2 separate regions of the Homo sapiens genome follow, and region 2 is linked to region 1. A link is a loop called in an ENCODE intact Hi-C map of the cell type or tissue named here. Cell type or tissue: endothelial cell of umbilical vein. All regions are shown on one strand.

Region 1 (2,500 bases):
TTTTCTTTGGAGGCTGGGAGGTGAAGGAAGGGAGCCTCCGTTCCCTGCCAGCCACGACGCCAAGCTCACCCCGGTGCAGTTAGCCCCTCTCTGTAGAGATCATTGTCCTCCTTTGACATCTGGGGAGACTGAGGCTGGGAGAAGAAAGAAAAGTCAAGCCCTGCCTCCTGGGGTTCTCAGTCTAGCTGGGGCGGCGTCAGGTGGGAGGGGCTCGTGAGTGGGAACAGAGCAGGTCCTCCCTGGGTGCCCGCCGGTGCCCTGCCTGCAGAGTCACAGGCACTGTGCTCCGGGTGCCCCTTCTCTCTGGCTGGGCTTGGCGTGGCAGATGGACCACCTTGAGGAGGGCAGGAGGGGCTGCCAGGCCCTCAGGAAGTCAGATGAGCTTCCCTATCTCCTGGAGCCCCCCAGGAATGGGACACCACACGGCCACAGCCACCAATGCTTGCTCACTTGGGTTTATCTCCAACCCTCTGATCCGACTGGAGGGTGTGCCACTGGCCTCAGTCACAAACCTTTTCACATCCTGCAGAACCAGATGTAAAGGTTGGCTGGCCAGGCACAACCCACCCCCGCCAATCCCCGCCACCCCCACAACACACACACAGACAGACAGAAACACTTCCTCCATGCCCAGCGCCCCTCCTCCCACACTCACCACACGGATATCCCTGCGGACACACCTCGGGCACAAATACGTTCTCCACCCACGCCCTGTCCCCTTGGGGGCATAGACAGCACACACGCCTGTGCTCGCCTCACAGCCCCCGAAACCTCCCTCCCACCACAACCCCACAGACACAAAGATGCCTCCACTCCCTTCCCAGACACTGCCCTGGCCTCAGCAAGCTCACACATTGAGACTCCACCTTGTCCGAGACTGCACGCTTGTGCCCTCACGTGCTCAGGAACCCACTCTGCAGGTATCCACATGCCCAGGAACCTGAGCCAAGCCCCTCACGACCCTAGCCTGGATCAAGTCATTTATGGTGATAAAGCACTTATTTATAGTTCACAGGTTCTGAAAGGCAAGTGTGTGTGTGTGTGTGTGTGTGTGAGAGAGAGAGAGAGAGAGAGAAAAAAAAAATGAGCAGGGTGTGGGACAAGCAGGGCAGAGAGGAAGAAAGGGAAGGAAAAGTTCTGTGACTCACTTGCAGCTTAACAATGCCACATCTCAGCTCACCAGGCCAGGGGGAAGGACCCATTTGTCAACACAGCCAGGGCCTGGCTGTGGGCCAGTCAAGTGAGGTCCTGTCTCCTAGGCCGATGAGATAGGGAGGTGAGGATCCCCCTCAGAGACAATTGCTGTTCCCCCGTCTGCACCCTGGGGGGTATGCACTCTGGGCGGCCCCAGAGCCCTTCTGTTTATCCTTACCATAACTCCCCAGCTGAGGCGGCCCCACCACTCACAGCCTGGACCCTGCTTCCGTCTCTAGGACCCCGTGTTCCCCATCCAACCCTCCAGGCCATTCTTCTCGCTGTGCCTCCTGCCTGCAGTGCCCTCCATCCCCTCTGCACTTGGTCCGCTCCATCCTTCAGGCTCCAGCGCCTTCCCCTGTTCTGCCTCCCGCTTCTGAACGCTTCCTGCTTTCTCCAAACCACAGTCTCTTTTCCATGTTTTCTGGATAGTGAGCCACTACTCTCTTCCCAGTTAGACTATGAGCTCGTCAAGGGCAGGCCCTGGAATTTCTTCCTCTGCCCCCAGAAAGTCCCACCCAGGACCCCAGCAGGGCTGTGGAGCAGCAAGTGCCAGGATGTTCTTGAGAGGCAGACAGTAAGGGACTGAGAGGGACTGAAAAGGCCAAGTGAACCCTTCTGCAGCCTCTGCCTGGCAGGTCCTGGACAAGCCCCTCCACAGCTTAGGCAGGCTAGGGCCGCAAGGATTTCTCACCAGGTCCTGTCTGACACCAGGGTCTGGGGGACAGAAGCTGGGGGCCCAGAGAGCAGCACATGGCCTCACCTGCCTGGTGCCAAGCTCATGCTAGTTTTCCTCAGGAGCACACCCATCCCTACAATAGCCCTGTGACCTAGGGGCTTCCACTAGCTCAGGAAACTGAGGCTTAGAGAGGCCTGGGGATTGCCCAGGTCACCTAACTGGTGAGCAGCAGAGCCCCAGATCCATGCTCTTTCCTCCATTCCCTACCGCCCCTGCCCCCACAGTCCCTGCCCCCAGCAGCCCCTGCCTCTGAATCTCACTGGTCTCAGACCTCAAACTTTTGCTCTGTTTCATCTCCTGAAACTCTGCTCATTTCTTCCCCTATCACTCTCCTGAGCCTCCACCCCTTTGCCTCACTGCACCTCCTTTTACTTGCCCCTGGAGCAGAAGAAGGAAGAAGGCCCATAGCTGTGGGCATCTGTATATGCTGTTTCTCAGAGGGAGCGAGGCTTAGTACACAATTCTGGATGTGGAAAGCCTTTTCTTTTTTTTATTTAAAAGTATAATTTTTAAAAATATAATAGGGGCCGAGCGTGGTGGCTCATGCCTGTAATCCCAGCACTTAGG
Region 2 (2,500 bases), 100 kb before region 1:
TCCGGCCCCTGTGGTGACAGAGGCCTTGCACTCTCAGATCCTCTCTGAGACAGGGAAAGGAGTCCAAACCTGGCATCTAGTTTAGAACCCAGGAGTTAAGAGAAAGGGGTGCATTGAAGGTCTTCTAAACTCACTGTTGTGTTTGAAAGAAGACACTGGAGTCAGAGTGTAAGAAAATGGGTTGGGGACCAGAGCTGAGATACCAGAGTGTGCCCTGGGGAAAGGGAATAGAGGGCAGATGCAGCAAGAGGCGGCAGGTGGTCCTCTGTCAAGGCTGCTGCTGTTCCTGTTCTCCAGTGCCCCTCCTAAAGGGAGGGAATCCCAGGACTCGAGGGTTTTAGAGCCTCTGACTTACAGATGTGGAAACTGAAGCCCAAGAAAGGTAAATGATTTCCCCAGTGTCACATAATGAGTAGAAAAACGAGGTCTACAACACCCACTCCTGAGGCCCAGGACAGTACCTCTCTACTGTCCCCCAAGCCTTGATTTATACAGAGGAAATGACAGAAATGTAGGGATGCCCCCTGAGAATAATCCAGACTCGGGTAGAGAGGAGCTGGCAGGGGTGAGATGGGGTGGTGTGGGGTAAGGGCAGAGAAGATGGAACACTGCCTTGAGAAGAGGGCTTGGAGGAACTCCAGCAACACTGGGGTGGGAAGAACTAAGTGTTCTGTGAAACCAGCCATCTCTCAGCAGTCAGCAATCAAACCACACCCTGAGTCAGCCCGGGATTCCACTGCCTTGGTCTCTCTGGGCCTCTCTCCGTAGCTGGCTGTGTGTTCTTCAGTATTGTCAGTGGGGCTGCAGGGGAGGAAACAGAAGAGGCTAGGAATTGTGGTCCTAACCCACTGTGAACCAGTGGAGGGTGAGGGGAAATGCTTTTGAAGGAAGATAGTTATGTGGGAGCCAGTTATCTGTTTTCTTATTTATTCCTTCAAAATAAAGAGATTTGATCAAGGTAGGCCCCCATTCCTGCCAGCTGCAGTGGGTGGGCACGGTGGAGCTCCGGTTGCCGCATTCCAAGTTGCGTGTGCCATCAGTTGCTGTTCCAGAGAGCCTGGGCCCCCTGACGTTCACCTGCATCTCAGCGAGTGCGTCACTGGCAGCGGCTCCCATGATGTGCAAAAGCAGGTGCAAACTAATGCTCCCGTCTTCGATCTGCTGGCCAGTTATGAGTGCCAGTGAGTACCCTGGCTGGGCCTGGTTGCTGGGGTGATGGGATTGTTACCATGGCCTCCCAGTGACTAATCCCCAGAGAGACAACAACAGGCTCCTTTCGAGGAAATGAGGGTCATTTTTGCATCATTTTGCCCTGACTCTTGCTGCTTCTGAAAGCCGAGCTCTCTGGCCAAGGCGACTGACCCCTGTGGGTGATGATAAGCCCTCAGTCTGAGGCTTAGGCCATCTGGTGCTGACGCGGCTGCAGGGTGTTGTCTTCCCTGTTAGTCAGGGCAAGCCTGGTGCCTGGTGATCTTCCTTCTCCAGCTCGTGGCCTCGGCTCTCCTCTTCTGTGCTTTCCTTTTCCTCAGGAACTTTCGCTTTCCTCAGCAAGGCCATATCACAATGCAGGATTTCTCTTCACTGTGGTGAGCAGGCTTCCTTTTTGAACCTAAGCCAGTTTCAGGTGTTAGGGTCACTACTCTGTCAGGGGTGGCAAGATGGGCCCCCCCACCTTTCTCGTTCGTCCCTGGTTCAGTGAGGATGACTCCTCCAGCCCCAGCTTCAGGCCTGACTCTATTGGGAGCATCCCTCCTGAGCACCCCAGCCAGCACTGGCACCTGCCCTTTGCCCTCCTGAGTTCACTCAGCCACAGACTTCTTCCATCCCAACAGCCAGATGAAGGTCAGACCCAGGCTGTCATGACAGTGCTGCCCGAGAAGTTCTGCAGGGCAGGGGTGGGGCCCAGGAGAGGCCTCTTCACTGGCCACGGTGGCGACCCCTCCCTCACCATCCTGCTGTTATCCAAGGAGGCGTAAAGGGTGACATCAGAGACCTGGGAAGCCCTCATCCTACCCACCAAACTCCAATTCTGTTCTCAAATCTCCCAGAAGATGCTTGGTGGATTGTGAAAGCCTGGGCTTCCTTGTTTTTGCTGCTCTATTTTGACTACAGCAGTCCCCATGGCAAGACCTCTCATGGGCAGAAGAGCAGAATGGAGAGTGGCTCTGGTGGTGGCGGGCCAGTACAGGGAGGGTTTTTCTCTGCACACGTGGGGCAGGGTGTGTACATTGAGATAGAATGGCATGTTGGGAATCTGTGCACCTTTCAGAGTGTCTGTTTGTAAAGAGTACACAGCCCCAGTTTGGATGTGAATGTCTGTATGAGCGTTAGGAGGAGAATGGGATTCAAGAGATGTGCTCTGACCTGTTCACTGATGCATCATGATGAGCTAAAAGTAAGAAATCCCTCCCTGAATGTCAAAATGGCCAGGAAATCGTTGCTGTATTTCAGTAATTGGGTTTGTCAGAAGTGAATTTCTTGTGAGGCTGATCTACAGGAG

The links. Peaks named below come from ENCODE experiments on the same cell type or tissue, not always from the same donor. Only the 100,000 strongest peaks of a DNase experiment are listed, where the experiment ranks them.
Region 2: a loop joins it to region 1, with 9 times the contacts of the local background. A loop is called at or near these places in 1 of 110 quality-filtered maps.

Annotation. Positions count from the first base shown.
Region 1 is chr2:43,167,576-43,170,075 of GRCh38, reverse strand. No RefSeq gene overlaps it. Among named protein-coding and RNA genes, the nearest start is that of ZFP36L2, 58 kb to the left of the region's middle. RefSeq lists enhancers at 1-126, 1-446, 1,739-2,385 and a silencer at 550-609. In endothelial cell of umbilical vein, no CTCF peak of the experiment used is centred here; a DNase peak (open chromatin) is centred at 1,165; H3K4me3 peaks cover 493 bases; H3K27ac peaks cover 2,386 bases.
Region 2 is chr2:43,268,112-43,270,611 of GRCh38, reverse strand. All of the region lies in intron 36 of THADA (THADA armadillo repeat containing), which reads left to right. Among named protein-coding and RNA genes, the nearest start is that of LINC01126, 42 kb to the right of the region's middle. In endothelial cell of umbilical vein, a CTCF peak has its summit at 1,384; a DNase peak (open chromatin) is centred at 1,261; H3K27ac peaks cover 2,237 bases.